2 separate regions of the Homo sapiens genome follow, and region 2 is linked to region 1. A link is a loop called in an ENCODE intact Hi-C map of the cell type or tissue named here. Cell type or tissue: heart right ventricle. All regions are shown on one strand.

Region 1 (5,000 bases):
CCTGGATGACAGAGCAAGACTCCATCTCAAAAAAAAAATAAATAAAAAATCTGCATACTCAGAACCTGACAAAATCCCAAAGGTTTATGAAGTACAGGAATATTCGTGTATGTGCGTTTAACATCCTAAAAGAGTGAAAGGAAGTACACTAATCCTGCCAACAGTAAGTTTTTTAAAAAGGAAAATAACTTCCTCCTTCATTTATTGGAATTGCTTGGAAGCGGAAGTCAGGAAATCCCCTTCCTTGATTTGTGGTATTTATGTGGCTAACTGTTGTTCCCAAAGAACAGAATTTATTCTGGTTTACCCTTTGAAATGTTCTATATATTTTTTCATTATTCTTTAATAGAACCTGGTTTTGGTTATTTTAAAGATTTCCACATGATGAGTTTATTTTACTCCCTTTTTTATATTTGGAGAAAAATGAAGCTCAGGCAAAGAATGCCTAATTACTTCTTACGCATAAAAATGCACATTCAATACAATGATAACTTACTATCCTAGAAATTAGTTACAGAAAATACCTTTAATATACACATATATTTCCGGTTAGAGTAAGAGATGTTTGGGAAGAATGCCAATTGTTCACACGTATAACATTCAGCCTGGCCGGGCGCAGTGTCTCTAGCTTGTCACCCTAGTACTTTGGGAGGCTGAGGCGGGCAGATCACCTGAGGTCAGGAGTTCAAGACCAGCCTGGCCAACATGGTGAAACCTCACCTTTGCTAAAAATAAAAAATGAGCCAGGCATGGTGGCACATGCCTGTAATACCAGCTACGCAGGAGGCTGAGACAGGAAAATTCCTTGAACCCAGGAGGCAGAGGCTGCAGTGAGCCAAGATTGTGCCACTGCACTCCAGCCTGGGTGACAAAATGAGACCCCATCTCAAAAAAAAAAAAAAAAAAAAAGATTCAGCCTTTTTTCATAATACCTAAAAATAACTTCAGAGTTCTTTTCACCAAAGTAAAATAGTTTTCTTTATTAAAAAGATTATCATAGACATATAGTAAAATGGAATAGAACAGAATTTCCAAAAATGGACCCACACAAATATATTTATTTAACTTTCAACAAAGCAGCCAATGTAATTCAATGGGGGAAAAGATAGACTTTTCAATAATAGTGCTGGAACAACTGGATATTCACATGGAAAAACTCTGACCCTTAACTATAGGTTAGAGCTAAAACTATAAAACTTCTAAATCTATAAAACATAGGAGAAAATCTCTGGGGCCTTGGGTTAGACAAATATTTCTGTTCTTTTCTTTTGAGACGGTCTCCCTCCATCACCCAGGCTGGAGTGCACTGGAGCGATCCCGGCTCACCGCAACTTCCGCCTCCCAGGTCCCAGCGATTCTCTTGCCTCAGCCTCCCGAGTAGCTGGGATTACAGGCACGTGCCACCACACCCAGCTATTTTTTTTGTATTTTTAGTAGAGATGAGGTTTCACCATGTTGGCCAGGCTGGTCTCAAATACCTGGCCTCAAGTGATCTGCCCACCTCAGCCTTCCAAAGTGCTGGGCTTATAGGCATGAGCCACCACACCTGGACAAGAAAAAGACTTCCTAGGTAGGATGCTGTAATCCCAGCACTTTGGGAGGCTCTATAGAAAAATACAAAAATTACCTGGGCGTCATGGTGTGCACCAGTAGTCCCAGTTACTTGGCGGGCTGAGGTAGGAGGATTGCTTGAGTCTGGGTAGTTGAGGCTGCAGTGAGCCATGATCATACCACTGCACTCCAGCCTGGGCAACAGAATGAGACCATGTCTTAAAAATAAAATAAAACAGGATGCAAAAAGCACAAGCCATAAAAAAAAATTTGGTAATTTGTACTTGAAAATTTTAAACTTCTGCTTTTTTTTTTTTTTTTAGATGGAGTTTTACTCTGTTGCCCAGGATGGAGTGCAGTGGCACAAGCTCGGCTCACCGCAACCTGCAATTCCCGGGTTCAAGCGATTCTCCTGCCTCAGCCTCCCGGGTAGCTGGGATTACAGACGCAGACCACTAAGCCTGGCTAATTTTTTGTATTTTTAGTAGAGATGGGGTTTCACCATGTTGGCCAGGCTGGTCTGGAACTCATGACCTCAGGTGATCCACCTGCCTTGGCCTCCCAAAGTGCTGGGATTACAGGCGTGAGCCTCCACGCCCAGCCTAAACTGCTTTTTGAAACACACTGTTGCCGGGCATGGTGGCTCACGCCTGTAATCCCAGCACTTTGGGAGGCTGAGGCAGGCAGATCACCTGAGATCGGGAGTTCGAGACCAGCCTGACCAACATGGAGAAACCCCATCTCTACTAAAAATACAAAATTAACCAGGCGTGGTGGCACATGCCTGTAATCCCATGCCTGTAATCCCTAGGGAGGCTGAGGCAGGAGAATCACTTGAACCTGGGAGGTGGAGGTTGCAGTGAGCCGAGATCGTGCCATTGCACCAGCCTGGGCGACAAGAGTGAAACTCCATCTGAAAAAAAAAAAAAAAGAAAGAAAAGAAAAATTAAGAAATAAGCTACAGACTGGGAGAAAACACTTTCAAAGCATGTATCTGATAAAGGCCTTGTATCCAGGCTATATGGACAATATTTTCAACTCTATAATAAGACAAATAACCCAATTAATAAATGGGCAAAAAAATTGAACAAATACTCCACTAAATAAAATATAAAAGCAAATAAGCATATGAAAAGATGTACAACATCATTGGTTATTTGTGAAATGAAAATTAACCACAATGGGCTATCACGGCACCCAATAGAATGGCTGACACTTAAAAGACCAGCAAGATCAAGTACATTAGAGGATGGGGAACAACTAGAACTCTCATGCATTGCTGGCGGGAATGCAAAATAGTACACCACCTTTGGAAAAATTTGGCAGTATTTTAAAAAGTTAAATGTACATTACTATACAACCCAGCAATCCCACTCCTAAGTAGTTATCCAAGAGAAATAAAAACACACGTCTATATGAAGACTGTTATGTAAATGTTCACAGCAGCTTTATTAATAAATAGCCTAAAACTAGAAACAACCCAAATGTCCATCAACTGGTGAATCGATAAATTGTGATATGTGCCTATAATGGAATATATTACTTGGCATTAAAAAGGAATTAACTGGCTGAGCGTGGTGGCTCATGCCTATAATCCCAGTGCTCTGGGAGGCCAGGCAGGATCCCTTGAGCCCAGGAATTCAAGACAGCCTGGACAACATACTGATACCCCATCTCTACAAAAATAAAAAAATTAACTGGGGCTGGGCACGGTGGCTCATGCCTGTAATCCCAGTATTTTGGGAGGCCAAGGGGGGTAGATCACCCGAGGTCAGGAGTTTGAGACCAGCCTGGCCAACATGGCGAAACCCAGTCTCTACTAAAAATACAAAAATTATCCGGGCATGGTGGCGGACTCTTGTAATTCCAGCTACTTAGGAGGCTGAGGCAGGAGAATCGCTTGAATCTGGGAGGTGGAGGTTGCAGTGAGCTGAGAGCCATTGCACTCCAGCATGGGTGACGAGCAAAATTCCGTCTCAAAAAAAAAAAAAAAGAAAGAAATTACTTGGAAGTATTGTTAAAAATACAGATTTGGGGACTTCACTCCAGTGATTTTGATTTTTAGATCTGGGGCAGAAAATAGAAATGAGCATTTTTTTTTTTTTTTTTTTTTTGAGACGGAGTCTCTCTCAGTCACCCAGGTTGGAGTGCAATGGCGCGATCTCCTCTCACTGCAAGCTCCGCCTCCCGGTTCACGCCATTCTCCTGCCTCAGCCTCCTGAGTAGCTGGGACTACAGGCACCCGCCACCACGCCTTGTTAATTTTTTTGTATTTTTAGTAGAGACGGGGTTTCACCGTGTTAGTCACGATGGTCTCGATCTCCTGACCTTGTGACCCGCCTGCCTCGGCCTCCCAAAGTGCTGGGATTACAGGCGTGAGCCACCATGCCCAGCCAGAAATGAGCATTTTTAACCAGACCTCTAGGTGATTCTGATATAGGTAGTCTTTAGCTTTAAGGCACAGGGTTAAGAGGTCCCCAGTTCTCCTAAGATAGAACTCAAACTCCTTAACATGTCTTCATGCCTTATAAGATCTAGTCCCTGCTTAGCTTTTCACCTTCATCTGTAAGTACCACCTCCTACAACCTAGACTTAAGCTATACTGTATTTTCCCATTTTTAAAGTAAACATAGCCCTATAATGCTTTGTTCTCCCCTGTTGATCCTACCCCATCTAACCTTTCAGCGAGCCAACCAAACACACACACACACACATAATGATACACACCTCTGCCTTGCTAATACCTATTTACCATTCAATTTAGACATCAATTCCTCTACTACGAAGACATCCTTGATTCCCAACTCTGGGATAAGTACCCCTCCTAAGGGCTACTAGCCTCCTGTATTTCCCTTACCATAACACAGTTATCTAAAGTATTCCACCTATTTAATTATTCATCCCACTGAATCACTGTCTTGTTCTCCAGTGAATCCTCAGTGCTTCACACTGTACCTGGCATATTGTATGTACTTAATAAATATTTATTGTATTTAAAAATGAATGACTTTTACCTATAGAAGTATGAAGTAAGGGAAGCAGAATTTAAAAATTGTACTTACTCCAGCCTAGCTGGAGTAAGTACAACATGGTGAAATGTTGTCTCTACTAAAAATACAAAAATTAGCCAGGTGTGGTGGCGCACTCTTGTAATCCCAGCCACTCAGGAGGCTGAGGCAGGAGAACTGCTTAAACCTGGGAGGCAAAGGTTGCAGTGAGCCAAGATCATGCCATTGCACTCCAGCCTGGGGACAAGAGCGAGACTTCGTCTCAGGAAAAAAAAAAAGAAAAAAGAAAGTAATCCTATTTACAATAGCTACAAATAAAACAAAATACCCAGGAATTAACTTAACCAAAGAAATAAAAGAGCTCTATAGTGAAAATCATAAAACACTGAGGCAAGAAATTGAAGAGAACATGAAAAAATGGAAATATATTCCATGTTCATG
Region 2 (5,000 bases), 110 kb after region 1:
CGCCTGTAATCCCAGCTACTCAGGAGGCTGAGGCAGGAGAATCGCTTGAACCCGGAAGGTGGAGCTTGCAGTGAGCTGAGATCGCGCCACTGTACTCCAGTCTGGGTGACAGAGTGAGACTCTGTCTCAAAAAACAAAACAAAACAAAAAAAACAAAAAACGCAGAATTCCCTTTCTGCAACTGAAAATGATTTTTAATCTGATAAATACATTTGTCCTACTTTTACATTATGTGAATTGTGATTTGTACAGGCTCTCTCCAGTAGCATCCATTATACTATTACACCAAAAATTTATTCTGCTTTTTAATATCTCTCCTTTTGTTGTTGTTGTTTTGAGACAGAGTCTTGCCCTGTCTCCAAGGCTGGAGGGCAGTGATGAGATCTCAGCTCACAGCAACTTCTGCTTCCTGGGTTCAAGTGATTCTTGTGCCTCAGCCTCTCTGGTAGCTGGAATTACAGGCGCCCGCCACCACGCCCAGCTAATGTTTGCATTTTCTGTAGAGACAGGGTTTCACCATGTTGGCCAGGCTGCTCTGGAACTTCGACCTCAAGTGATCCACCTGCCTTGGCCTCCCAAAGTGCTGGGATTACAGGCCTGGGCCATCGCACCTGGCCAGTGTATCTCCTACCTAGACAAAGACCTAGTCCTTTTAGAGAAAACTTAATTAAAACTCTGCAAAGATATCTCCATTTAGCAGTGTCCATATAAGAAAAAAAGAATTCTGAACTCCAAATACGATAATGTGTTAATTACTTGCAACAACATTCATTACAATAACATTTGGTTATATTTAAATACCTCCCTTATGCTAAACTAGGTTGTAACCTGTGGTCTTTTGATTCTTTAGATGTTTCTTTTTAGGACATTGCCCCTAGAATAAAGCAGAGTCCTGGTAACTAGCCATTTCCACTCAGCTTTGTTCCTTCCTTCTTAAATCCCTTGGGCACTACTTGGGAGTTTACCACTAATTTTATTAAACTTCCTTTTATAGATTTCTTTATTTTCATTTTATGCACATTTTCTGCTCTCACTTCCTGCCCAAATCTACTTGGAAAACCATTTTTATTTTTTGCTTTACCTCCTAGTGAATCATGTGGCAAGTGAACCAACAGTCTGAATTTTTTATGGGCCTGTTTTGGGTTTTTTTTTTTTTTTTTTTTTTTTGAGACCAAGTCTCACTCTGTTGCCCAAGCTGGAGTGCAGTGGCTCAATCTCGGCTCACTGCAACCTCTGCCTCCCAGGTTCAAGCGATTCTCCTGCCTCAGCCTCCCGAGTAGCTGGGACTATAGGCACACGCCACCATGCCCGGCTAATTTTTGTATTTTTAGTAGAGATGGGGTTTCACTATGTTGGCCAGGCTGGTCTTGAACTCCTGACCTCGTGATCTGCCTACCTCAACCTCCCAAAGTGTGGGATTATGGGCGTGAGACACTACACCCAGCCTATTTTGGATTTTTTTTACTCAAAATTCTATCTTGCCCATAACCTGGTTCATTTCAGGCTTAACTATCCAGGTCCTGGGCCTTGGGATTAATTTGCATTACTTACCATCATGTGTTTTCTGGTGAGAGCCCAGGCTGATCATGGCAGCAAAAGCACCTCCTAATTGCTGATGAGAGCTTCCTGGCCACCTAAGCTGTCTCCCGCATCTACTGGTTGAGGTGTTTGTGTTGGGCAAGTCAAGGGTTAACTCCCATACACCTAGGGACTTTGCATTCCCATCTACTCCCCACCCCTTAGTAGCCATGTAACTATTTCTTTTCTTTATTTTTTGAGATGGAGTCTCACTCTGTCGCCCAGGCTGGAGTGCAGTGGCGCCATCTCGGCTCACTACAAGCTCTGCCTCCCGGGTTCACGCCATTCTCCTGCCTCAGCCTCCCGAGTAACTGGGATTACACGAGTGTACCACTACGCCTGCCTAATTTTTGTATTTTTACTGGAGACGGGGTTTCACCATGTTGGCCAGGCTGGTCTCGAACTCCTGACCTCATGATCCGCCCACCTCGGCCTCCTAAAGTGCTGGGATTACAAGCATGAGCCACCGCACCTGGCCCATGTAACTATTTCTTATCATGTGAAAGCTTATAATATTTTTGGAGTTCTGGCTTTTATCAGTGCTAGAATACCAACTGTTTTATATTCTTTAGGATTGAGTTTATCAGGTAGAACCACTGTGCCCATGTTTGTTCCAACTTTACAAACAGTTCATGAATTCCCAGTCATTAATACATTAACCAGTGTGTTTCCCATTGCATTAGTTTTTCTCTCCATTGGTTTTTAGAAATATTATAGAACCTATAGCTTTAATGGGCTATGCTTCCCTCTGGTGTCCTAATAAAATACTTTGTGTCTCTTATAAATTGTTCCACTTGTGTGTCAGTTTTGACTTGTTTAAAAATAGTATGTCTAGTTGATTGAACAAATCAAGATTATAAGCAGAGCAGAATAAAAGGGGCTTTACTGAAATGTCTTTCCTAATTCCCAAAGCCAAATGCTCTTCCTCTCCTTGAAATTTATCCCCTTTAGAATCTGTCTTGTGTTTACTTGGCACTTGAATCAAACTTCTTTCTTCTGTGTGTGATAACATTTTCTCCTAATCCCTGCACTCCCCCCCCCGACCCCTTCCCCCATCCCCTGCTCCTAACATTTTTTATGTGGGTCGTGACTTGTCTAAGCCATTCTTTGTAATCCAGACGTAGCTCCACCTATCCTTGGTGGCTGCTACATTTAGAGCAGCCACACAGTTTGGGAAGGGAATATCAAGAGAGCCTCTTGGCTTTAAAGAGTCAGCTGATAGAATTGTAGCAGGTTTAGTGCTCCATGAGAATTGACTGACCAGCTAAGGGAGCCCTTAGACAAAGTAAATTCTAGGGTCCATCTCAAGACAGTGCTAACTCATCGCTGCCCATGCTAAAGTTGTCTTTTTGTTTTTCCTAGAAGTTTCAGGCACCTGCAAGAGAGACCTGCGTGGAATGTCAGAAGACAGTCTATCCAATGGAGCGTCTCTTGGCCAACCAGCAGGTGTTTCACATCAGCTGCTTCCGTTGCTCCTATTGCAACAACAAACTCAGGTAAGTCAGCCCAAAACAAGCCATCTGTCTATAACTGGAACTCTAGAGGGAGTCTTTGGCTTTTAGAGCACTGGTGCTAAAAGCTACTGTGCTAATGATATTCTGTTGAAGGCTCTTGAATAAAGTAAAAAGCATCATTTAGTGACAAGTCTTTCATACCAAATAATGATGGTGTTTGGAACTTCTTGGTGTATTGATATGTTAATTTACATGTTAGGACCGAAGCTTAAATAATATGAGTTGCAGGTAAACCCCCCTGTGACCTAATTTAATAGAATGTTTTCCCTTGGTATCACAGAATCACAAAGTTAAGAAATCTCAAGAGGTTACTTGTTTAAGCCCTTACTTGTCTTAACCACTGTATAAATGATAATAATGGCAATAATAATAGCCCCTGGAGAGCATGTCTTTTTCTCTATGTTGCCTCACTTTATTTCTGAGAAAATAGTTGTTACATATCATTTCTTCCAAGTAACTCAAAGTGCAAATATAAATGTGACAAATCGGGGAAACATTCCAAATTAACTCATTTTAATCATAGAGTCTTACAGAAGGAAGTAACCAAGATGTCACTTTCTCCAGCTTTCCTTTCTGAGCAATCCTTCCTAAAATACTCTTGAAAGATGTTTTGGCATCTGTGTGACATTTCTAGCTATTAGATAGCTCTAGCTAGACAGCTTCTCCAAACATGCAGCCAAAGTGTACCTCAGTCACTTCCACTCATTAGTTCTTCTGCTGCCCACTGTGTTAATTTTTTTCTCCAAAGCACCTTTTTTTTTTTTTTTTTTTTTGGATACAGAGTCTCACTCTGTTGCCCAGGGTGGAGTGCAGTGGCGTGATCTCAGCTCACTGCAACCTCTACCTCCTGAGTTCAAGCGATTCTCCTGCCTCAGCCTCCCAAGTAGCTGGGACTACAGGCGCCCGCCACCACACCCAGCTAATTTTTTGTATTTTTAGTAGAGAAGGGGTTTCACCATGTTAGCCAGGATGGTCTTGATCTCCTGACCTCGTGATCCACCCGCCTCGGCCTCCCAAAGTGCTGAGATTATAGGTGTGAGCCACTGTGCCTGGCTTAAAGCACCTTATTTCTTTTGTGGAAGTGCTGCCGTTTTATACCCCCTTTAACATTTGTCACTCTTCAGAATGGTTCGTAACTTAAGGGAAAAAACTTTAAAAAGATAAAACTTATCATCCTGCAAGAGACACCAAATCTCCTAAAGGCTTGTCTAGGACTGACATTAGGGAAAAACTACCTCCTGTCAACTCCTCACCATTCTTCTATTAATCAAGCTTATATCTAGGTGTGGATATAAGGATCACACCTGTAATCCTAGCATTTTGGGAGTGCCCAGGTAGGAGGATCACTTGATGCCAGAAGTTCAAGACTAGCCTGGGTAACATAGAGAGACCCCATCTGGTTTTTCTTTTTGAGATGGAGTCTCACTCTGTTGCCCAGGCTGGAGTGCAGTGGTGTGATCCTGGCTCACTGCAACCTTTGTCTCCCAGGTTCAAGCGATTCTCATGCCTCAGTCTCCTGAGTAGCTGGGATTACAGGCGGGCACCACCACGCCCAGCTAATTTCTTTCTTTTTTTTTTTTTTTCCGGAGATGGAGTCTTGCTCTGTCGCCCAGGCTGGAGTGCAGTGGGATGATGTCAGCTCACTGCAACCTCCACCTCCCAGGTTCAAGCAATTCTCCTGCCTCAGCCTCCCGAGTGGTTGGGACTACAGGCGTGTGCAACATGCCTGGCTAATTTTTGTATTTTTCATAGAGATGAGGTTTCACCATGTTAGCCACGCTGGTCTTGAACTCCTGACCTCAGTCAGTCTGCCCTCCTCGGCCTCCCAAAGTGCTGGGATTACAGGTGTGAGCAACCACGCCTGGCCAATTTTTGTATTTCTTAGTAGAGATGGGGTTTCACCATGTT

The links. Peaks named below come from ENCODE experiments on the same cell type or tissue, not always from the same donor. Only the 100,000 strongest peaks of a DNase experiment are listed, where the experiment ranks them.
Region 2: a loop joins it to region 1, with 2.4 times the contacts of the local background. A loop is called at or near these places in 4 of 110 quality-filtered maps.

What each region holds. Positions count from the first base shown.
Region 1 is chr12:50,292,421-50,297,420 of GRCh38, reverse strand. It overlaps LOC107984505 (a long non-coding RNA gene), which reads right to left. Exons shown (of 2, transcript XR_001749144.2): 2 at 954-1,745. Among named protein-coding and RNA genes, the nearest start is that of LIMA1, 11 kb to the right of the region's middle. In heart right ventricle, no CTCF peak of the experiment used is centred here; no DNase peak of the experiment used is centred here; H3K27ac peaks cover 1,867 bases.
Region 2 is chr12:50,179,978-50,184,977 of GRCh38, reverse strand. It overlaps LIMA1 (LIM domain and actin binding 1), which reads left to right. Exons shown (of 11, transcript NM_016357.5): 10 at 2,941-3,074. Among named protein-coding and RNA genes, the nearest start is that of CERS5, 15 kb to the right of the region's middle. In heart right ventricle, a CTCF peak has its summit at 2,335 (motif pointing left); no DNase peak of the experiment used is centred here; H3K27ac peaks cover 1,582 bases.